2 separate regions of the Homo sapiens genome follow, and region 2 is linked to region 1. Evidence: read pairs that join two places in POLR2A ChIA-PET (ENCODE). Cell type or tissue: B cell. All regions are shown on one strand. Each heading gives the region's core, and the rest is flanking DNA. Links, peaks and the distances in the headings are about the cores only. Region 1 has its middle 13 kb from the start of IL2RA. Region 2 holds the start of MIR3155A (microRNA 3155a).

The links. ChIA-PET counts read pairs that join two places held together with the same protein. Peaks named below come from ENCODE experiments on the same cell type or tissue, not always from the same donor. Only the 100,000 strongest peaks of a DNase experiment are listed, where the experiment ranks them.
Region 2: POLR2A ChIA-PET joins it to region 1 with 11 read pairs; 8 of 35 experiments call an interaction of 5 or more read pairs at or near these places.

Annotation. Positions count from the first base shown.
Region 1 is chr10:6,069,211-6,081,421 of GRCh38, reverse strand. It overlaps the pseudogene RPL32P23. Among named protein-coding and RNA genes, the nearest start is that of IL2RA, 13 kb to the right of the region's middle. RefSeq lists an enhancer at 8,980-9,029. In B cell, for the core only: no CTCF peak of the experiment used is centred there; DNase peaks (open chromatin) are centred at 8,691 and 9,421; H3K4me3 peaks cover 1,459 bases; H3K27ac peaks cover 2,014 bases.
Region 2 is chr10:6,141,852-6,154,062 of GRCh38, reverse strand. It overlaps MIR3155A (microRNA 3155a), which reads right to left and starts at 1,867; the gene lies at 1,786-1,867. It overlaps MIR3155B (microRNA 3155b), which reads left to right and starts at 1,801; the gene lies at 1,801-1,856. LOC124902369 (a long non-coding RNA gene) reads right to left here. Exons shown (of 3, transcript XR_007062043.1): 3 at 10,582-12,211. It also overlaps a transcript of PFKFB3 not described here and the pseudogene RN7SKP78. RefSeq lists enhancers at 2,448-2,497, 5,307-5,356, 8,671-8,820, 9,521-9,640, cis regulatory regions at 8,860-9,360, 8,916-9,416 and a silencer at 8,881-9,430. In B cell, for the core only: CTCF peaks have their summits at 2,261 and 2,465 (motif pointing right); DNase peaks (open chromatin) are centred at 2,612, 2,722, 5,612, 9,212 and 1 weaker place; H3K4me3 peaks cover 3,018 bases; H3K27ac peaks cover 2,884 bases.

The sequences.
Region 1 (12,211 bases), core at 2,166-10,165:
AGGGCAGGAGAATTAACGTAGGCCTAGGATAAAACTGTGAATGTATATTGTTCCCCCTTGCAGCTATTTCTGATTCTCTTTTATGGTTAAAAAATAAATAGCCGGGCATGGTGGCTCATGCCTGTAATCCCAGAACTTTGGGAGGCCAAGGCGGGTGGATCACCTGACGTCAGGAGTTCAAGACCAGCCTGACCAATGTGGTGAAACCCCATCTCTACTAAAAATAAAAAATTAGTGGGGCATGGTGGTGCATGCCTTAATCCCAGCTACTTGAGAGGTTGAGGCAGGAGAATCACTTGAACCTGGGAGACAGGTTGTGGTGAGCCGAGATCACACCATTGCACTCCAGCCCAGGCAACGAGAGCAAAACTCTGTCTCATAAATAAATAAATAAATAAATAAATAAACTTGGCCAAATCGTAATGCTGCACACAAGCTACCTGAGGCTGTGTTAATCTGCTCTGGTGGCTATGACTATGGCTTCTATTTCACTGATTTTGTGGTAGTCTGCTGTTGTTTTCAGGATCTCTCTGGTGTCTTCCAAGGTCAGACTGGTGAATTTAATGGAAATATGATGGGGACCACCACCCCTGCATCCTTCAGATTAGTAGTCCACCATCTATGACCCACGGGCCAAATCTGGCCCACTTCCTGTTTTTATACCACCTTTGCTCTACAAACGGCTTTCACATTTTCACATAGTTGGTAAAAAATCAAAAGAATAATAATATTTTGTGATATGTGAAAACTGTATGAAACTCAAATGTTGGTGTCCATAAGTAAAGTTTTATTCAAACTGAAAAATGTTCATTCATTCACAGATTGTCTCTAGTTGCTTGAGTGCTGCTATGGCAAAGGCAAACGGTTGCAATGGAGTCTGCATGACCCACGAGGTCTAAAATTTTAAGCAAGTCCTGCTTCAGATCCTTAAGCATGGCACTCATCTTTGCCATCCTTGCCAGCCCCTGGGCTGTGATATTGTCTTTGTTTTTTTGTTTGTTTGTGTTGAGATGGAGTCTCACTGTGTTGCCCAGGCTGGAGCGCAGTGGCACAATCTCGGTTCACTGCAACCTCCGTCTCCCAGGTGCAAGCAATTCTCCTGCCTCAGCCTCCAGAGTAGCTGGGATTACAGGCACCCGCTACCACACCCAGCTAATTTTGTATTTTTAGTGGACACGGGGTTTCACCACGTTGACCAGGCTGGTCTCAAACTCCTGACCTAAGGTGATCCACCCACCTCGGTCTCCCAAAGTGCTAGGATTACAGGCGTGAGCCACCACACCCGGCTTGTGACATTGTCTTTAATTTTCTATCTTGATTTTAGAAGAGGAAGCTTCAGCATCTCTCTTTTGGCTTTTCTCACTATGATGCCTTCACTCTACAGACCAAGGAACCGCCTTGGGGAGTGTGCCAGTTCTCTAGAATGTCAATCCCAATTGCATATTCAGAGACTGGGAAAATGGACCATGAGGTGGGTTCACGTAAACTGGACCTTGGCAAGGAATTCATTATTTTCTGCTCTCTACACCCACAGTCTAACCTCAGATCTCAAGATAACAATGTCAACACTAATTCTTCACATGGTTGGTTATTTTCCTTTCCGTAGGATGTTTGCCCAAGTAAAGGATCACAGGCCCATTTGGTGAATGACTGGGGAGTTATTATTATTATTATTATTATTGGGATGGAGTCTCATTCTATCACCCAGGCTGGAGTGCAGTGGTACGATCTCGGCTCACTGCAACCTCTGCCTTCTGGGTTCAAGTGATTCTCCTGCCTCAGCCTCCCAAGTAGCTGGGATTACAGGTGCCCACTACCACACCTGGCTAATTTTTGTATTTTTAGTAGAGATGGATTTTCACCATGTTGGCCAGGCTGGTCTCGAACACCTGACCTCAAGTAATTCACTCACAGCCTCCCAAAGTGCTGGGATTACAGACAGACATGAGCCACTGTGCCCTGCCGATGGGGAATTATTACACTGGATCCTTGCAATGGTGTTGCAGATTCCTTCCTCCTGGTGGGGAGGGTGGTCAATGGATGCTGGGACCGATCATCGCCTTAGAACTGAATACTGGACAAAGGATCATGATTTTCTACGGGGATGACTCCCCAGCTCACAGGGGAGGGAAAGGCCTGAGCTTGTTTTACATAAGCAAGTTCATTATAAAAATGCAAGCCAAAAATAGACAGCAGATGCATCCCAGCTTCACTGAGGAGTGGCCTTGAAAAATGACAGTGAGAGAAAATCCCTTCAATGGGCAGAGCATTGAGGGGTACACCCAGCCATCCACTCTGTGTGGGAAGGAGACGTGGTTTAAGATTCCAATAGACACCTACTTGTGAGTGGTATAGAAGACTTGGCTCTCTGGTCAGAGATTTGGGAAAGACTGGGTGTGGTAGCTCACGTCTGTAATCCCGGCACTTTGGGAGGTCAAGGTGGGTGGATCATCTGAGGTCAGGAGTTCAAGACCAGCCTGGGCAACATGGTGAAACCCCATCTCAACTAAAAATGCAAAAATTAGCTGGGTGTGGTGGTGGGCCCCTGTAATCCCTGCTACTTCGAGGCTGAGGCAGGAGAATTGCTTAAACCTGGGAGGCAGAGGCTGCAGGTGAGCCGAGATCATGCCATTGCACTACTGAAAAAAAACAAAAACCAAAACAAAAAAAACAAAAACAGAGTGAGTGTGAAGCATGAAGGTCTTTGTATCTCATGACTTTGCTCCCAGGAAGCATCCATCACAGAAGATGCACTAACCAATCAAGCAGACAGAACGACAAAGCCAGCCCTGGTGACACCAGCCAGCCCTGTCATTCATTGGTCACCCAAGTGCTGGCATGGTAGAGCCATGAAAGAAGTGGCAGGATAAGAGACACAGAGGCTGTCCTGGAGCCCTGCAGCATGGACTCCCACTTCCCTAGGCTGATCACACCACAGCCTGCACCACGCAGAAGCTGCCGGCCCAAGCATTGAAATAGTTGGCTAAAGGGGCACTAAAATGTCAACTCAGAGGTGACAGTGTGTGATGGTGGTGCACCATTCTCCAGAATGCAGTATACACTTTGAATCAAAAGCCTTTACGCTGCCGGCCCTGGTGGCTCAGGCCTATAATCCCACCACTTTGGGAGGCTGAGGCGGGCAGATCACTTGAGGTCAGGAGTTGGAGACCAGCCTGGCCAATGTGGTGAAACCCTGTCTCCTCTAAAAATACAAAAAATTAGCCAGGCATGCAGTGAGCCAAGATCGTGCCATTGTACTCTAACCTGGGTGACAGACTGAGACTCCATCTCAAAAGAAAAAAAAAAAAAGCTTTATACGGTCTGACCCCCCCCAGTAGGAAGAACACATGGGTCTGGAAACCAAACGGCATAAGTGGCCTTATCATTGCTCCCGAAGACCCAGCAGTGGACCTTGTGTTTCCTAGTCCTGCAACTCTGGGCTCTGCAGGGCTGGAGGTCCTGATCCCCAAGGAATCACACTTTTGCCAAGGGACACAAAAGTCTCAGTGGATTATGAGTTGCACCTGCAACCTAGGCACCTCCGGCTTTTTGTATGACCCTGATCAGCAGATCAGGTGCACCTCAGCTCCTCAAGTCACTCCTTGTGCCATTTGTGATGCCAACTGGACTAGTGTATCCTTTCTGGCCTAAGAAGGACATGATGACCAGGGACACAGACCCCCCAGGGATGAGGGCTGACCACCCCACCAGGTAAGCCCCCAAGACCAGCAAAGATGGTGGCTGGGCCTGCGGCTCTCCGGGACACAGGGTGCAGGTGAGGATGAGCATCTGCTGTGGCTCAGGGACAGCGGCGGCAGCAGGAGTTGCAGGTCTTCCTTTTAACCTCCCTCTCCTCACTTTCCCCAGAAGAGAGGTCAGCAGCAAGCTGGAGGGCCTGTTTCTTGGTGTCCATGGAGAAGTCTATCCGAGCAGTGCTGAGATGGATGAAAGGGAACACAGAGGTGCCCAACCAGGCCCCCAACGAAGGACATAGCCAGCTGCTGGGAGCTAACAGCAGATAGACTTTAGCCAGAGTTGTATTCTGGTTGGCCTCAGCTGTAGAGAACTACCTCACCCACTTGGATACCCTTCTTCACAGGATCCAAAATGACAGATAGTGGTGGGAGCAGACAGGGTCGGCCATGCCGGCGCACCCCAGGATGACTGACCCGCCAGGTGCTCTGCAGCTCCCATGGCTGGCAAAGGTTGTGTGGCAGTTTGGCTTCTCCCGCTGCCCAGTCCTGTTTCTTCCTTCCCCGTCTTTTCACAGAGGTTGATCCCAATCAGTATCCTGCAATCCCAAATCCATCTCCTTGTCTGCCTTCTGAGTGTCTAGACAGCACTGATGACTATGTATGCAACATGCTCCTACACACTTAGAAAACTCTCTGGACAAATGCACACCAAAAAACTGGTTCGTCTCGGGGGAGGGTAAGTGGGTAGCTTGGGACAGGGAGTAGAGGGGAATGTACTTTTTATCGTTTTCCCCTTTTGGATCATATAAATTTTTGTACAATAAACATGTATTTCACTCAAAAACAAAAATTTTAAAAGTCCAAAGAAAAGAAGGTCTAAATTATTAGTATAAGTTATTGTTTGATCTTGGTATAATGAGTGGGATAGAAGTTAAAAAAGAAGAAATGTTCAAAATGGAAAACAGCAGGAGAGAAAGAGAAAAAGTAGAGATAAAAAGAAGAGGAAAAGTAACAGCAAAGCAGAGAAAAAACATTTTATGTGGTGGTTTGGAACGTTTGGGTAGTGTGAAAAGCTTGCCCTTGGTGTCTTCCAATTTCCCCTCTCAGACCTGCTCCCTATCCTAACAAGCACCACCTCTATCCCCCACAACCTTCCACCATGTTATCTCTTGCTGTCCCTTGGAAGCTCCAAGCACAGATCTCTTTGTTGTTGTTGTTATTGTTTGAGATAGAGTCTTGCACTGTTGCCCAGGCTGGAGTGCACTGGCACAATTTCGGCTCACTGCAAACTCCACCTCCCGGGTTCAAGTGATTCTCCTGCCTCAGCCTCCCTAGTAGCTGGAATTACAGATGCATACCACCACACCCAACTAATATTTTGGATTTTTCATAGAGACAGGGCTTCATTATGTTGGCCAGGCTGGTCTCGAACTCCTGACCTCAGGTGATCTGCCTGCCACAGCCTCCCAAAGTGCTGGGATTACAGGCGTGAGCCACTGAACCCAGCCAGATTTCTTTTTTTTCTTCTTTATTCTTCTAGTGTCCAGACTTTGATTATAATTAATCAATTAATTCATCGAGCAACTATTTATTAAATATTCAGGGTATATTTACAAGGGAAGAATTGTGGTATATATTCCAAAACACAATCATGTTGAGGTGTGCATGAATAACATGACCCTGATTAAGCGTTAGCCAAGACGTTTGATTTAAACATTTAAAAAGAAAACTCCAAAGATATAAGTGTTGGAAATACTTAGAAACTAATAGTGAGCTCACCTCTGTGCTGTCCTGGTGCACAGGTGGTGTGTCTTTACATTGCTCCTGGTGCTACAAAAACAGTTAGACGGCTATTGTCATTTTAAGACCATGTGTACAGATTCCAGCTGTCCAGGATTTCAACATCCCAGGTAGTCACCTATTCACACCTGAGTGTATGCAACTAAGCTGTGCGCTGAATACTTTGTGCAAAAACGCCCAAAGGGGACTGTGGGGTGGAGGGGACTGGGGGGTGGAGGGGACTGCGGGGTGGAGGAGACTGTGGGGTGGAGGAGACTGGGGGGTGGAGGGGACTGCGGGGTGGAGGAGACTGTGGGGTGGAGGGGACTGTGGGGTGGAGGGGACTGTGGGGTGGATGACTCCCAAGTGCACCAGGCAGGTGACTGGTGAATATGCTACAGTGCTCGGAAATATACCAACATACCCCCCACACATATTTATTTTCAGGAAGGGCTAACTGTTGCAATTTCACCCCCCTTTCTCCCAGAAGAATAGATCGTACACCGCTCGGTTGAAATGAAGTAGTTTCATCAGTTCTAACAAATGCGCCACGCTGGTAGGGGTGTTGATAGTTGGGGCGCTGTGCGGGTGTGAGGGCAGGAGGCACAGGGGAACTCTCTCTCCCTTCCACTCGAGTTTGCTGTGCGTCTAAAACTGCTCTAAAAACAAAGTCTATTTGAAAAGAAACCTCGCAGTTGCAGTCCCCACAACTGCCTCCCGCTGCTGCCCCATACCCTCTGCTCCACTTTGGAGCACAGCCTCTCAGATGAGCTGTTGGTCCAGCACCTCTACAGCATCTCCATGCAGGTGCCGATTGCCACGGCCGGAGCAGAGCTCTCAGCTCCTCATAATCCTAACCAGCTCCCTATCTTAGTAACTTATCTTAGTAACTGGCAACATCTTTCACTGAGTACGCAAGCCAGAAATCTGAGTCACGTTGATTCTTCTCTTTTCCTCCCACTCAACCCTGCTGCATCCAATCAATCAAGTTCTGTGGGTTCCACTTTTAAAGTAGATTCCCTAAGTGGTCACTGCTTACCGTCTCCACTGCTATGGCCTCAGACCTCACCACCGCCTCTTCGGCTGACAAATGCAATGACCCCATCACTTCTCCTCTGCTCCCAACCTTCCCATAGTTTCCCATCAACTCAGAATACAATCCCAAACTCCTCACCTGGCCTACAAGTCCTTCACTGACGCAGCCCCTACCTACTTTTTCCACCTGCATCTCTGACCTGGGCCCCTGGCTCATGCAGTCACGCCAGCCTGCTTGCTGTTCCTGGGACATCGAGTCTTTCCTCCTCAGCGACGCTCTTCCCCCAAACAGAGACATGGTTTGTTCCATCACTGTATCCCGGCTCCATCCAATGGCTTTCCTCAACTTCGTCACCTGAATGAGCATCCTCTCCACCCCATCCCTGGCATGATTGACTTACCTGCATTGTTCTTCTCTGTGAGACTCACCATCCAGAGCATTACACCATATTTTCATCTGATTATTTGCTTCTTGTCTGTTCACCTCCTCAGAACTTGAGCAGCATTATAATAGCATGGATTTGGTCTGTCTTATTCTCAATATGATACAAGTACTTATGTACCTGGCACATAGTAGGTACTCAATAAATAGTAGTGGCAACAGAGCACCAAAAATGAGCTCGGCAGAAAATGAAGAATTCCATTATTTGTCTTAAAAAGGCAGACAAGCTAGGCACAGTTGCTCACGCCTGTAATCCCAACACTTTGGGAGGCTGAGATGGTTCAATCCCTTGATCCCAGGAGTTTGAGAGTGGCCTGGGCAGCATGATGAAACCCTGTCTCTACAAAAAATACAAAAATTAGCCAGGCAAGGTGGCACGAGCCTGTAATCCCAGCTACTCGGGAGGCTGACTGGGAGGATCACCTGAGCCCGGGAGTTAGAGGCTGCATTGAGATCATGCCACTGCACTCCAGCCTGGGCAACAGAGCAAGATCCTGCTGTCTCAAAAAAAAAAAAAAAAAAAAGGCAAATAAGTTACTAACATGGGGAAATATGGGTCATAAAGGAGAGAGCTGGCTTTTTCAGAAAAAGACAGTTATTAGGTATCCAACAACAGATAAATGGATAAAGAAAATTTGGTATATATACACAATGGAATACTGTTCAGCCATAAAAAAGAATGAAATCCTGTAATTCTCAGCAATATGGATGGAACTGGAGGAATTATAAAAAATGAAATAAGCCAGGAACAGAAAGTTAAACACTGCATGTTCTCAGTCACATGTGGAAGCTAAAAAGTGTCAGTCTCACAGAAGTAGAAAGTAGAAGGAGGATACTTGAGGGTGGGAAGGGAGATGGGAAGGGAGTGATAGGGACAGATTTATTAAAGGATACAAAATTACAGCTAGACAGGAAGAATAAGTTCTAGTGTTCTGTACTACTATAAGATGACTACAGTTAATAATGTATTACATAGTTTCAAATAGCTAGAAGGAGGTGGGGCGGTGGCTCACACTTGTAATCCCAGCACTTTGGGAGGCCGACGAGGGTAGATCACCTGAGGTCAGGGGTTTGAGACCAGCCTGGCCAACATGGTAAAACCCTGAGTCTACTAAAAATACAAAAAATTAGCCGGGTGTGGTGGCGGGCACCTGTAATCCCAGCTACTTGGGAGGCTGAGACGGGAGAATTGCTTGAACCCGGGAGGCAGAAGTTGCAGTGAGCTGAGATTGCACTGTTGCACTCCAGCCTGGGTGACAGAACGAGACTCCATCTCAAAACAAAAACAAAAACAAAAACAAAACCCAAAATAGCTAGAAGGAGGATATTGAATATTCCCAACACAAAGAAATGATGGATGTTTGAGATGATGGATGTGCGAATTATGCTGATCTGATCACTGCACGTCATATGTATCGAAACATCACTATGTACGCATGAATATGTACAGTTATTATTTGTCAGTTTTAAAGTAAAATTTTTAAAAAGAAAGAGAAAGAGAAAGAAAAAGACAAGTGAGAGAACTAGAAATTCATCCCACACCCACCAGGGATGAAATTAGCCTAATCTCAACAGAGTTCAGTCTCTTCATCTAACAGACAAGGAACAGAATCTTTCATCGCATGTTGGGGAGGGGAAGAATGAGGTTACTCAAACAAAAAGTTTCGAACTTCTCAGAAAAAAAATGAATTTCGTCAATTCGAGATACTGTTAATACCCCATCTGGCCATGATTGACGAAACAGACCTTTGGATTCCGTGAAACGAACCCCTTGCTAATGTCGCTTCTGGGTTCTTCAGACCTTCTTGGCAGGTGGCTGGCTTCTCTGTTCTAACTTAACCCTCCAGATGTCACATGAAAAAAGTATGCTTGTTATGAAATAATCCTCTGGCTTCATTACCCAGGAAGTCCCTGCTTTGTTTTTGGTCTTTGTTTTTATTTTCTCAAGCTCTGACAGAAGTTTCTGGGGGAAACTGTGGGTCTTTATGGATGAGGGTGAAGTTGTTTAGAAACTAAAATAAACAAGATACTGTATTTTCTTCCTCACGCTCTCTTGCTCATGCACTCAGAAGACAAAGGTACCCCCTTCAGTTCCCAGAAGCTGGTCTGCTCTTTTTTGTTTGTTTTAATTGTAGAGACACGGTCTCGCTCTGTGCCTAGGCTGGAGTGCAGTGGCACAATCGGTAGCTCACTGCAGCCTCAACCTTCCAGGCTCAAGGATCCTGCCACCTCAGCCTGCTGAGTAGCCGGGACTACTGGCACGCACCAACACACCCAGCTAATTTTTAATTTTTTTCTAGAGAATCTGGTCTCACTATGTTGCCTAGGCTGGTCTCAAATTCCTGGTCCCAAGCAATCCTCCTGCCTTAGCTTCCCAAAGTGCTGGGATTACAGGTGTGAGCCCCCACACCCAGCCCACTTCCGCTCTTAGGGAGAGGCGAGTGCATTTCAGAGAGCACTCGATGCTCCCAAAAGAAGAAGTTGACAGAGCCCACGTCCCCTCAGCCCTTCACACAGCCTCCCCTTGTCTTCCTCTCCTACTCAGCACTGTGGCTGCACTAGGACCCCTCATGATGACCAAGATCCTCATAAAGAGGACAAGAAGTTCATCCAGTACCAGTCAGGCCAATATCCCAAAATTAGCATAACTGGCAGAAATGCAGAGGCATCAACAACTCCTCTTGACAACAGGGTTGGTAGAAGAATCAAGGGCCTAATTTTGATGCCTGGCACAGGTTATGGGAGCAGCAGAGTACATGCTGCCCAGCGGCTTCCAGAAGCTCCTGGTCCACCCCGTCAAGAAGCCGGAGGTCCTGCTGAGGTGCAACACATCTCAGTGTGCTGAGACTGCCCTCAATGTTGCCCCCAAGAACTGCAAAGCCATCCTGGAAACAGTGGCCCAGCTGCCCATTGGAGTCACCAATCCCAGTGCCAAGCTGTGCAGCAAAGAAAAGGATTAGACTGCTCATGTGCACGTTTTATTTGTTTTTAAATTAAAAAACAAAAAAAAGAAAGAAGGAGGAAGTGGAGGAAGAGGAAGGAGGAGGGAGGAGGAGGAGGAATTTACATCAGCAGGCCGATCACATACTAGTCCTTGAATTCATGGTTGAATGTACTGACCATTCTCCCTACGGACACTTGAAGGTTTCCATCAAACCCTTCATAACATATTGCATAATTGTGGACTCTAGACTTGGGCCACAACTGAGTGATTTTTTTTTTCTCAAACCCAATTCCACAAAGTAAAAGCCTGATGAAATACAGTGAAGGCTGATGCCTTATTAACTGTGTTTCCCAAATCCAGAGCTCTAAAAAGGTTCTGCATACAGTCATTCATTCAATGCTTAACGACTGAGCATTAATTCCATGCTAAGTACTGAACTCAGCACTAGGAATAAGAAGGCGACCTAGAGGCATATCCTCTCTCTAAAGATGCATAGAGCCTCATTGGAATGATCAGCCGTGTCTCCAGAGAGCTACAAGGCAGTTTTCAATTGGTAAATGCCCTGAGAGTGATGGGCTTGTGGCATGTGTAAGGGTTAGACAGACCTGGGACCTAGACATGACACCACTCCTGACGAATTATGTGAGTGTGGGTGTTTCACAACCACAATGAGATGCAATGCCTGCACTTGTAACATGGAAATAGTGATGGCATGCCGGCCCCGCCAGATTGCTGTGAGAAGTCAGCGGCAGAGACATGCAACATTCTCAGCACAGTGCTTGCCATGTAGTAAGGGCCTAGTCAGTGCTAGTGATTCCTTTCAATATTCCTAAGATGCAGATAAGGGAACAGCCCAGAGGAGGGGGAGCACTTCCAGAGGGAGGGATGCGGTGAGACTTCCTTCAGCAGGGTAGCACTGGAGCTGGGTGTTAAGGAGTGAGTGAGCTTTGGGCTTATGGATTTAACAGAGGAAACCAAGAAAAGAGGAGGCGGTGTTGCAGGAACAGTGAGCAGTTGATGATTTTTATTTTGTTCTCTGGTCTGCTTGGGAACATTTTTGTGGCAAAGACAGCATGAAGGATAGCGAAGAATTAATACTGAAGAGATAGGCCAGGGCAGGTTATGAAGGATTTTGAATACCGGGCTAAGAAATGTGGGCTTAATTTCAAAGACATTATGGACACTCCTAAAATGTTACGTTGTAGATAAGGGAAAAGTATTCTTCCAGAAGATTAAATTGGGGCTGGGCACGGTGGCTCACGCCTGTGATCCCAGCACTTTGGGAGGCGAAGTGGGCAGATCACCTGAGGTCAGGAGTTTGAGATCAGCCTGGCCAACGTGGTGAAGCCCCATCTCTACTGAAAAAAAAAATTAGCCGGGCATGGTGGTGGGTGCCTGTAATCTCAGCTACTTGGGAGGCTGAAGCAGGAGAATCACATGAACCTGGGAGGCAGAGGTTGCAGTGAGCCAAGATTGCACCACTGCATTCCAGTGGGCGACAGAGCAAGACTCAGTCAAAAAAAAAAAAGATTAAACTGGAAGCAATGGGTAAGAATGGTGGAGTGGAGAGACACATTTGAGTGAGGGAAGCCAGCTGAAAAGCTGTACAGACGTCTAGACAAAATGTGACACAAGCATGCCTTCACCTCCCTGCAAAGACCACAGACCACTGAGCTCCAAAGGGGGTTTGGAATCCTTGTCCTGGGCCGCCATTGGTAACTCATCAGTGCTGGCTTGAGAGATAAACTCTATTATCCATCCCTGAACTAAAATCATGACAGAAGTGGCCAGGGAGCTTTGCTGCTATCCCCCCAGGAAACACGTCCTCCACTCAAATGGAAAGAGGACCCTCTGACAACATCTGTGGGACCCAACAGCACTGGTCACCACAAGCCACAAAATGTTAACAAAGTCAGTTTTCAATTGTTAGGGACGGAGGACTCAGTTCATGATTCATACAAACCAACTGTTCTCTCCCAGTGTTTTCTGGGTGGCACAACCCACAAGTCAACAGTGGCTTGGGAACTAGACATTTGAGTAGAGTTGGGTTATTTGATTCATAGTGGATTTTGGTTTTCCACGGGACCCCTGTGCCCTTGTCTAGTAGAATCTGGTGGAAATTACAAACTGCAGAAATTCAACTCAGTGCCGCAATAACAGGATGCACCTGTAGATTTCGTAGAATTAGCAGCAGCATTCTTTCAATACCAGTTTGAGAGAAATAACCCTGTTTGCATAGTGCCAACTGGGGCAGAATCTGAAGTGTCTTGCCTGCCTCTCGGCCATGGGAGGCACCGATCTCAGCAACATCTATCC
Region 2 (12,211 bases), core at 2,152-10,151, 73 kb before region 1:
ACTCAGCCGCTCTGGCCACAGGACCTTTGCCTCGCACTTCCCTATTTGGACATGCTCCTGAGCTAATGGTACTGTCTGCTGCCTCACTCCCCTCAGGCTGTCTCACTCCCCTCAGTCTTGGTCCAAATGTCCCCTGGAGTGACCATCCTGTGTGCAACCACAATCCTCCCTCCCGGTCCCTGACTCCCTCTCCCCTCTCTTTTTTTTTTTAGATGGAGTCTCGCTCTGTCTCCCAGGCTGGCGTGCAGTGGCGCGATCTCAGCTCACTGCAACCTCACCTCCCAGGTTCAAGCAATTCTCCTGCCTCAGCCTCCTGAGTAGCTGGGATTACAGGCACCTGCCTCCACACCCAGCTAATTTTTGTATTTTCAGTAGAGACAGGGGTTTCACCATGTTGTACAGGCTGGTCTCGAACTCCTGACCCCAACTGATCCGCCTGCCTCGGCCTCCCAAAATGCTGGGATTAGAGGTGTGAGCCACCTCGCCCAGCCCCTCCCCCTCCTCTTTCCTGAGTTATTTTCTTCTTGGCATTCACATCCATTGACACATGCAGCGTTCACCTGCTCACCAACCCAGGGAGGTCACCATGACCTCCTACCAGCCACTCAAAGCATCTACCAAGGACCAAGCCACACAGGCTTACCCCATTCACATGTAAGCTCCATGGCCGAGGTTTGTCTGTTTTGTTCACTGCCGCAGCCTCTGCACTTACATCCGCCCCTGGCCTACTGGGCACTGCTGAAAGGACCGAAGAGCTTATGGAAGTGACTTCAGTTGCATCATAAATGAGGGTAGGCACCCGCAGGACAGGGCAGCCCATCGGCCTTTCAATTACATTTCTTGCTTTTCTCTGTTCTTATTTCTTTCTTTCTTTCTTTCTTTCTTTTTTCTGAGACAGAGTCTCGCTGTGTCTCCCAGGCTGGAGTGCAGTGGCATGATCTTGGCTCAATGCCTTCCAGTTCAAGCAATTCTCCTGCCTTAGCCTCCCGAGTAGCTGGGATTACAGACACCCACCACCATGCACAGCTAATTTTTTTGTATTTTTAGTAGAGATGGGGTTTCACCATGTTGATCAAGCTGGTCTCGAACTTCTGAGCTCAGGTGATCTGCCCACCTCAGCCTCCCAAAGTGCTGGGATTACAGGCGTGAGCCACCGTGCCCAGCCTCTTCTTCCTTTTTTTAAAGACAAGGTCTCTTTCTGTTGCCCGGGCTGGAGTGCAGCGGTACGATCAAGGCTCACTGCAGCCTCAACTTCCCAGGCTCAGGCAATCCTCCCACCTCAGCCTCCCAAGTAGCTGGCACTACAGGCACATGCCTCCACACCTAGCTAATTTTTTAATTTTTTATTTGTAGGGACAGGATCTCACTATGTTGCCCAGGCTGGTCTCACTCTCCTGGGCTCAAGCAATCCTCCCACCTCAGCCTCCCAAGTAGCTGGGGCTGCAGGTGTGTGCCACTGCACCTGGCATACATTTCTCGCTTTTCTACTGAATTTCCTCAGCTACCAGATCCGCAGCCCTCCTCTATTCATGGGTTCGGAATGTTCCTCGTGCAAACGTCCCAGAGAGATTTAGCCCTTGCAGGTGGCTAGTTATCGTGATGCCTTCCACCCTCCTACCAGACGCTTCCTCCCCTGCTGCCTGGCTTGGGGAGCCTCCATGGAGGCTCAGAGGCTCCACAGCAGTGTGGACGGGTAAAGCCTCCAGCAAGGCTTCTGCCTCACTTGGACCACCTAGAACTTGCCGCAGGACCTGAATCACACTGGAGACCGGCTGCAGGAACTGTTCCAGGCATCAGTTCCCACTGCAGAGCCTGGGAAGGGAGCTGTCCGGCTCCCCAGGCTCTGCAGTGGGAGGTGATGCCCGGAACAGGCATCTCAAAAGTGTGGGTCACCACCCATTAGTGGCCTTGAAATCAATTTACTGGAATAAGACCAGAATCTTTCTTAATGAAATGGAACAGACTAGAAAACATCAGCATGTACAGTATTGTCTGAGGTGAAGTATTGTTTCAGGACATTTTTTGTCTAGGCATCAAGGCAGAAACTATCAAATCAGAATTTCTGGGGCATCAGGTTTTTTTTTTTTTTAGCTCCCCAGTTAATTCTAATGTGAAGCCAGGAACAGGAGCTGCAGGAGGGCGGTTCTGTCCTTCCGAGAAACAAGGCGTCCCCACCACGGCTGTGAGCCAGTGCCTGCCGCCCGACAGCCACAGCACTGTGGCACTGAGGACCAGCTTTCCCTGAAGTCCGCCTGCATCAAACAGGTCTACCCCATGCCTAGGCAAGACCTTCCTCTTTCTCACTTCCTTTTGAAAGTCCACACTTCTCAGGGAGCGGGGAGGGTACCCTCCCGACTTCCCGTTTGCCCCTGCCTGCCTGATTGGATCTTTCTCCACTGCTGTGGCTGGACAAGCCTCTGGGACGACTTCAGCAGCCTCAGGAGAGGACTTCCAGAATCTGATCGCCAGGGGTCAGTATCTCAAGCAGACAGTCACGACAGCAGACCAACTCCACCCTAAGAAAGCACAGTTGTCAGTCACCCCTCAAACAGAGGTAGCACCCCAGTGTCCTCACCAATGCAAGGGGCCACAGCCTCTGGGAAATCTGCTTCTTGCTTCTCTGGCCGAGGACTGGGGCATACAGGACCTCACTTTCTGACAAGTGAGTGTTGAAGCCCAGGCCAGGGGGAAGTGTGTTTTTGAACTGTCATGTCAGAGCACCTTCCGGAGCTACAGCTGGAAAGGCTGCTTGCGGAAGTGCCAGGACGACCAAACCCCGCTGCTCTTCAGACACCTTGTGGCTGCCCCAACCAGAACCTTGGATGCTCCTGGGGCCACGCCCCCTAGCTCAGACCCGCACACAAGATACCACCAAGACTCATACACACTGCCAGTGGGGAGCTACGGTAAGTGGGATGGTGTTCCACAGACTGGGGCTCCCTCCCTGTGTCCGTCTCCCTGCTGTCCTGGTCCACCGTCTCAACCGCCCAGCTGGAAATCTTGGAACTCTTCCCCTGCCGTCATGAATGATAGGCAATTTTTGCTTTTTGTTGTTGTTGTTCTGAGACTGAGTTTGGCTCTGTCGCCCAGGCCAGGGTGCAGTGGCAGGATCTTGGCTCACTGCAATCTCCGCCCCCCCAGGTTCAAGCGGTTCTCCTGCCTCAGCCTCCGGAATAGCTGAAATTACAGGTGCCCGCCACCATACCTGGCTAATTGTTCATACTTTTAGTAGAGACGGGGTTTCACCATGTTGGTCAGGCTGGTCTCAAACTCCTGACGTCAAGTGATCCACTCGCCTCGGCCTCCCGAAGAGCTGGGATTACAGGCGTGAGCCACCACGCACAGCCTGGGTATTGTCTTTATTTTAAATTACGCATGGGGAAATGCCATCATCTTTCAGCATTTAGGGTTTATAAGGATTTATTATTATTGTTATTTTTGAGACAGTCTCGCTCTGTCGCCCCGGCTGGAGTGCAGTGGCCACGATTTCAGCTCACCACAACCTCCGCCTCCTAGGTTCAAGTGATTCTCGTGCCTCAGTCTCCTGAGTAGCTGGGATTACAGGCGCCCACCACCACGCCCAGTTAATTTTTGTATTTTTAGTAGAGACAGGGTTTCACCATGTTGGTCAGGCTGGTCTCGAACGCCTGGTCTGAAGTAATCCTCTGACCTTACTCAGCCGTCCAACGTGCTGGGTTACAGGCATGAGCCACCGTGCCTGGCCTATAAGGATCTTAATGTGGCTCTGCAACTACTCATTCCAAAAGAAAATGACAGATTAACCAAGTAGAAGAATTTATGAAACACTTGCTACCACCAGGTCCAATATAAGCATGAGGTATAGACCGTAACTCAAATAGCTCTCCAAGTTACCATGCAGAAAGCATTCTGAGAACAAATGAGTGTTCCGGTCTGGTTATGGGACAAGATATGCCTGCAAGAGGTGCTATGTGCATAGAATCAATGGAAAAGGTGACAGAAAAGGCATGAACTTAAAAGGCGTGAAGAGACATCCAAACCCCAAGTTTATTGCAGCGCTATTCACAACGGCCAAGACATGGAATCAACCTAGGTGTCCAACAACAGATGAATGGATACAGAAAATGTACATATACAACATGGAATACTACTCAGCCATAAAAAAGAGTGAAATCCTTGGGATGGAACTGGAGGATATTATAGTAAGGTCACACAGTGCATTTTGAGAGCTTGTTTGGAGGTTCTAGCAGGGGAGTGCAGCTACTCGTGTACCCTTGACTGAAGATGAGTCCTCCTCTATTGGGGATGGTCATCCTCTTGGACCGAGCACACAGCTTTGGGAGGGACGCACATGGAGTGGTGAGGGAGGAAGGGGACACCCACCTAGCCAGCCAGATCAGCCAAATCAACCCTGACGATTACTGGGGTGACAGATGTCACAGCCAGATTGCCCTCACATCCCACACAGTGCATTTTGTATCTTTTTTTTTTTTTTTTGAGAGGGAGTCTCACTCTGTCGCCCAGGCTGGAGTGCAGTGGCACGATCTCGGCTCACTGCAACCTCTGCCTCCTGGGTTCAAGTGATTCTCCTGCCTCAGCTCCCCAGGTAGCTGGAATTACAGGCGCCCACCCCCACCCCTGGCTAATTTTTGGATTTTTAGTAGAGACAGGGTTTCACCATGTTGGCCAGCCTGGTCTCGAACTCCTGACCTCAGGTGATCCACCCGCCTTGGCCTCCCAAGTGCTGGGATTATAGGCATGAGCCACCGCACCCGGCCTTATTGTTATTTATTATTAGAACTTTCACCTGCTATTCCCTTGTCCCTCTGAAGGTGGAACGTACAAAAATCCTTGGAACACTGCTGTCTGAAGACATTGTTATAGGATTCTAGACTTGAAAAGGACCTCAACGATTTATTCAAGACCACAGTCTCTTAGAGCCACGCCTCCATCACCTGAGATGAGTCACCGTCTACACCATCTGTCTTATTTATTTCTCTTTAGAGAGACAGGGTCTTGCTCTGTCACTCAGGCTGGAGTGCAGTGGTGTGATCGTAGCTCACTGCAGCCTTGAACTCCTGGGCTCAAGCAATCCTCCCATCTCAGACTCCAGAGTAGCTGGGACTACAAGTTCACGCCACCACCCCCAGCTGATTTTTAATTTTTTTGGTAGAGAGAGGGTCTCGCTATGTTGTCTAGCCTGGTCTCAAATTCCTGGCCTTAAGTGATCCTCCCACCTCGGCCTCCCAAAGTGCTGGGATTACAGGCATGAGCCACCACACTGGCCCATCTATTCGATTTCTAAGGAGAGAAGTTCTTGCAGAGGAAGAACTGCCCCAGCGTCCCTCCATTGTGGTTCCCAAAGTTAGTCATGATATGCATGACTTTCCTCTCCGTGTCCAGCTGAAGTGCTTCCTGCCTCCTTTTCGTCTCATGAATTTCTTTTATGTTTCACGTCAAGATACTAACTTCTCCTTCTTCTAGACAGATTGGCCAAAGACTCAGACCTTCCTCCCACTCTAACCACCGTCACCCTGGAGACCCACAGGAAGAGCTGTGAGCCCTGAAGGCAATGCTTGCACCATCCTTCCCCCACCTGGGCCAGGACTGCCACTGTCAGCTGCTGCTCCAGCCTCACGCTGAGCATAGGGGACATGGCCCAGATGCAGCCACCACCCACTTGATATGGTTCCTGCCTGCCACGTGCCATACCACTGCGGTCCATGTTGGACAGGTGCAATATGAGGTCTAAGTCCCTCTGGCTCCATTCTAGCCAGCACCATGGCACCAACCTAACCACAGCCTGTGTGACAGTCCAGGAGGTCAACCAGTGCCACACCCTCTCCATGCGGAGTTCAGCCTCCTCAGGTGGGGCTTCCTACTGAGAACTGCTCTACATTTGGACTTCTGACTCCCCTCCCTGGCACTTGCTGGAGAGCACAGGAGGTGGGCTCCAGGGAGGAGACACCATGTCTTGCTGTTCAGCTGGTACCTAGCGTGTGCTGGTGCATAGCAAGTGCCCAATCTAGAGAATGAATGAATGCCGTGGTACACAACCACTCATCTTTCCCATAACTACATTCAGTAGCTGTCCACTAGTTCCTCCCATAAGTGAGGGACAGGACCAGCACCTAAGATCTTTGGTTGCTTCTCTGTTGTACCCTGAAGACCCTCTCTCCTCCAAAAGGGAAATCCACCCAGCTCTGTGTCCCAGCAGACTCCCCTGTATGGACCACCCCGTCAGGCTCCCCTGTATGGACCACCCCATCAGGATCCCCTGTATGGACCACCCCGTCAGGTCCCCTGTATGGACCACCCCGTCAGGCTCCCCGGCCCTCTGGCTGCCAAAGCCATGAGATCAGAGGGAGGAAGGAGTGAGGTCTAGGTTGAGGATTCTCCCAGCTCCCTCTCTGCAGGCTACACACTGCCCGCCCCCTCCAACAGAGGCCACAGTCCCTGTCAGGCTGTCCCTAGTTTTGGCTCTGCCACTTGACATTTTAAACCTCAAGGTGCTAATGCCCAGGGCTCTGCACTATCCCTTACGGTTTTCCTATCTCCTACCCAAATCTCCCCATCATTAAACTCCTCGACTTGCCTGGTACCCGCTGGGCCCCTGACGGAGCTGATCCCAAAGTCTGAAGCTTGTCAAGAGGCAGAAGCACAGCCTGGGGAGGGAATCCACAGTTGTCCCTGCTCAGCTTCCAGCCCGCAGAGGATGGACGCCTTCTCCGGATGGCTTCTCTTGGTTTTGGGAGCAGGGCGGCAAAGTCTTTTCATTTCCCAATTTTTAAATTACTTTTCTGAATAGTTAACACATTCAGATCGCTCAAAGGTCAAAAAATACAGAAGAGTAGCTGCACTGGCGTCTCCTGCACCTCCGTCAGTGCAGGGTTGACGTGCCGTGCTGTCCCTCACAGGAGGACCTTGTCCCCTCCAGGCAGCTTCAGACCACGGCTCAGCACCAAACCCAGCCGCGGCCTGGCTCCCTGCAGTTCCCACTTGCTGTGCTTACTTCTAAGTGAGAGGTCCCACCTGCAACTGGGGAAGCTCTGCCTCGATAAAGCCTCCAAGAGCCTGTGCCCTGGCTCACACCAGGGTGACCGGGAAACGCAGACAGCACTTATGCCAAGCAACAGTTTCTTACACTCTGGGACCTCCAGGAAGTAGCATCTGCCAAATGCAAGGATAACATTTTCCTCTTCATGCAGCAAGGTCTCTTCAGATTAAACAATGATAATAACCAAAAAACCAAAGCTTACCTTGGTTGGCAGTTTGCAAATGTTTTGTCCTGTGTGATCTAATAATGCACTAAAATACGCTGTCATAAAGCAAAATCTTCATATGCAAACAATACATTAGCAGCTTGGCTATTTAATACTTTGCCGCATAAGGCTCTCTACTGAGCGCACAAGTAAACAGAAGTCTGTCCCTTTTAGGAGTTTCCCAACCAGAGCCTACATCGACAAAAGTGGGCAGAAGCGATGAAGTCAGAGATAAATGATTGTCCCCTGCAGTTAATGAGTAGGGGGGGAGGGACACTCTGAGAGCCTCCAGAGAACCCACAGAGTCAAGGTGGCCGAATCATACCTGGATTAATGGAGACACCGAAGACAGTGGCCTTGGGACTAAACGTGTCCAGCTGACAGAGGAGTGGCAGAGCCCCTGCTTGCTGGCTGTCACCTTCCTTCTGGCCACCCTCCCCCATCTCTCTACCCCAACGGGACAGGAGAGTCAGCAGCCACCCCCTTCACCGCCAGGAGCCCACGCTGATACCTAGGCACCCTCTGTTTGAAAAACAAGTCCGGTACAGCCTCCAGGCAACCGTAGCATCACGCTGGCCGTGCCTCTGAGTTATGAGAGAAGAGAGGCAGATGGGTGGGTGCGGGAAGGGAGAGACGGCACAGCACAGGCCCAGTGCCAGGGGAGGCCAGGCTCCCCCCACACACACCCCCAGTCCTCAACGTCCTTAGTGTGCCCAGGTCGCAGTGGGGGAGTCTCGGGTGTTGAGTGACAATCATCACCAGAACTCAACCCCTCCCAACCCAAACAGACGGCGCAGGAGTCACACAACTCTGATTTGAAAGTCAAATCGAGGCCCCCCTCCCCACACTTCTGCAGCTCCCACTTCTCTCCCGGGTCTTTGAGCTGAGAGGGGCCCAGGGCTCTGGGCAGTGCTGGGCCTCCAACCACCCGGCCTGTAAACCGGGGTCCGGTGCGCTGGGACCCCCCGGTGCGGGTAGGAACACCAGGTAGCCGGGCCTTTCTGGCACGCAGGGCGGAAAAGGCGGAGGGCAGCCCCTGCAGGAGGGGCCGGGCCGCGCTCATCAGCGGGCCTGAGTTTGCTTTTCTGGGGACGGCTCCCATCCTCACGCGGCCGTCCCTAGCCATCTGTCGGTTTTGCCCAGGAGGCAACTGGGGCTGGGGGCTGAAATGACTGCCCGGGGGTCAGAGGGCGGGAGGGGCAAAGGTGGGACTCAGGCCAGAGCTGCCCACCTCCCGCGCCGCGCTGCCCCTCTCCGTGCCCCCGAGCCCACCAATCCCGCCCTCAGGACCCCGGGCCCCGCCGCCCTCCGGGTCTCTCCGGGTCCGGAGCCCTGGTATATCTGCGGCCCGGGGCTGGAGCGCAGCGGGAAGCGGGAATTCGCTGCAAGTGCCGCCCCCGGCTCGGGCACGTGGTGGCGGCCGGAGTCGCCAGAGGGGACGCGCGGGTCTGGAGGAGGTAGCGCGGGTCTGGAGGCACAATGCGGGGCTGCAGAGGAGACGCGGGGCCGGAAAGGAGACGCGAGGCCGGAAAGGAGACGCGAGGCCGGAGGGGGACGCGTGGGGCCGGAGGGGACACGCAGGACCGGAGGAGACAGTGCGGATCTGGAGGGACACGCGGGTCCGGGGCGCAGCGCAGGGCGGAGGGGACAAGGCGGAGCGCGTCTCGCTTGGCCCCGGGCGGCACCGCCGCAGCCCGGGTGCACAGTGCTTCCGCGCCTGGCGAGGACCCAAGGCTCGGGTACCCACAGGCGGCCGCTCAGGTCCCCGCGCGCGCTGGGGGCGTGGGCCGCGTCACCGGGACTCCTACCTTTCCTGAAGGGCATCGCGCCGGGGGCGCTCCCCGCGGGGCCGGCCCGCGACACCCAGACAGGACGACGTCCAAGCGGCAGCCCCGCGACTCGGGGCGCCTGCGGGCGGCGGGGCGGGCGAGGGAGGGGAAAGGGACATATTTGGTCAAAGCCTGGCGCGTCACGGCGCGGAGGAGGATCCGCGGCGAGGCAGGAAGCGCGGGGCGGCGCCAGCCGTGAGCTCCGGGCGCCCTCGGGCTGCTGGGGGAAGCCGGGGCGTGGGCCGGGCCGCCCTGTCCCGCCCAGATCCCCCCGGTCCCGCAGGGGCGGCCCGCAGCCCCCCAGACGCGGAACTTGCCGGCCTTGAAGCTGCCGCCTGTCTTGTGGACTCCACGGGACAGGGGAAAACTGGTCCGGGAAGAAACCAACTCCCTTTTCTCTTTCGGGCTGTTCCGAGCCATCCTTCCCGAAGGACGAGACCTGAGGGAATTCCATCTTATTTTTACTTTTATGTCCTACGGGCACAGGGGACACGCTCGAATCACCAGCTGACTCAAATTGAACAAACTGAAATTGTGTAATTTTTTCTTTCTCTTTTTTTTTTTTGTTTGTTGTTTTGGGGGGTGTGTGTGTGTGTGTGTGTGTGTTTTGAGACAGGATCTCACTCTGTCGCCCAGGCTGGAGTGCAGCGGTGCGATCATAGCTCACTGCAGCCTCCACCTCCCCAGGCTCAACCCATACTCCTGCTTCAGCCTCCCAAGTAGCTGGGATTACAGGCGTGCGCCACCACGCCCAGATAATTTTTCTAAATGTTTTTGTAGAAACGGGTATTGTCATGTTGCCCAGGCTGGTCGGGAACTCCTGGTTTAAAGTGATCTGCCCACCTCGGCCTCGCAAAGTGCTGGGATTACAGGCGTGAGCCACCGCGCCCGGCAGAATTGCAATTAACTGCTGGCTAGAGGGAGCACCCCGGAAACTCGCGTCTTTCACTGGGGGCCTCCCCACTACCTCGGTTTAACCTCGACCCTTCCACGTCCCGCCGGCTGCCTTCTCTCCACCGCACGGGTCACCGCCTGACCGACTCCCTATGTGCTTATTAGTGTGTGGGGTCTATGAAAGCAGCCAATTTGTTTTTATTTTGTTCGCTGTTTTCCCGGAGCCTGAAACAGTCTCTCACACACAGCTCAATAAATATTACTCAATATTACGTCCCTTACTCAAGGGAAGTAATAGTGCGACTTAAGAAACGGACATACGGAAATGCAGGGAGTCACCTCCCGGCACCACTGACCTTGCCTCCGCAAAGGCCAACATCTGAGAAGATGCCTTCTATTCCTCCCTAATGTCTAACAAGCAGACCTTCTTTGGAGCCAGTTAACAGTTAATTGTTGTGAAAAGTGCTATTTTCTGTTGCACTTCGAAAAAAAATTATGTCAGGAGCAAATCTCCTGATCTCCTGATATTTAAAACACCCAGGCAAATAGCAATTGGCCCGCTTCCCATGCGGTGGCAAAAATCATGCAGGAAAGGTACAGCCAGTAGGTGTGGGTGGTTTTTTTTTTCTTTAATCTTTCGTAATCATAATTTGTTTCTTAGCCTGCTATCGTTCGTGGGTAATAGTCCAAATTCCTCCCTCTTTGGAAGGGAGATGACGCCACGGGGAGGAAGCCACTGTCGGGTGGGACGGTGTCTTGCCAGTTGGCTTGGGACACAGCTGCTGGTGGAGCCTTCAGAACAGACCCTGCTCGTGGGCCTGGCTGTAGATGGAGTCCTGAGCCCTGATTTCAGCTTCTGCGCCACCGCCTTTGGGGGTGTGAGTGTCAGCGAAGCAGGAAGTGGGGGAACAGAAGGGTGCCCCAAATCCAAAGTTAGGTGTAATCGTCAGCTCCCTCTGTCCTTTTCCCTGCCATAATTGCAATGGCAGGTGGACCTGGACTTAGCTCCATGGACGTAACTGCTACAGAAGACAAATTTTATCCAAGGCCAAGGGTTCCAGATAAAGCGTGCATCATCCCGCCTGTATCAGACTCGCCACCGCCGCCGTCATAGTAAGGCCAGAGCACATGCCCTCAGAGGTGGATGGGGCCGTGGCTGCATATTTGGTCTTTGATCCTGTTTTCTGGTCCAGAGCTTCCAAAACCCTTGGGATCTCCAGAGGGATGAGTGTTTTTTGAATGTCAGTGAGAGGACTGGGCAGCTCCAGGATGGGGGCTGGGAGCTGGAATTAGTCAGAACTTTCAGCTCAGACCTCTGACCTTTGGGGAGGGGAGAGGGGCTGGAGATTAAGTTAATCACCAACAGCCAGTGATTAATCAATCATGCCTACATAATGAATCCAAAAAAAAAAAAAAAAAGAGCCCCAAATGACAGAATGTGAGCCAGGCAGGGTGGCTCACACCTGTAATCCCAGCACTGGGAGGCCGAGGTGGGTGGATCACTGGAGGTCAGGAGTTTGAGACCAGCCTGGTCAACATGGTGAAACCCCGTCTCTACTAAAGGTACAAAAATTAGCCAGACATGTGGCAGACACTTGTCATCCCAGCTGCTCGGGAGGCTGAGGCAGGAGAATTGCTTGAACCCAGGAAGCAGAGGTTGCAGTGAGCCGAGACCGTGCCACTGCGCTCCAGCCTGGGTGACAGAGCAAGACGCTGACTCAAAAAAAAAAATGTGGAGAATTTCTGGGTTGGTGAACACATGGAGGTGTGTTGGGAGGGGTGGCAGCCTGGAGAGGATGAGGAAGCCCCTTGGCCTTCCACCCCCCTCACCTCGTCCTAAGCATCTTTTCCATCTGGCTGTTCTGAGTCCAATGCTTTATATTAATAATAAACCAGTACCAGTAAAGTGCCTTCCTGAGTTCTGTGAGCTGTTCTAGCAAATTACTGAATGTGAAACTGGGAGGGAGGGTGGGGGGAATGTAGGAAACCCCCAACTTTGTAGCCAAGTTGGACAGAAGTGTGGGTACCCTGGGCTGGAGTCAGGAGGCTGGCGTCTGAACTCAGGGCAGTCCTGAGGGACTGAGCCTCGGAGCCTGTGGAGTTAGTGTCACGTTTGAACGGAATCGTAGGCCACCCAGTTGGTGTCTGGAGAGTTGGGAGAACTGGTTTTCGGTGTGAAAAAAACCCACGCACTTGGTATCAGAGGTGTTGTGAGTAAAAACAGGTCAGATTCATGTATTCTGATCT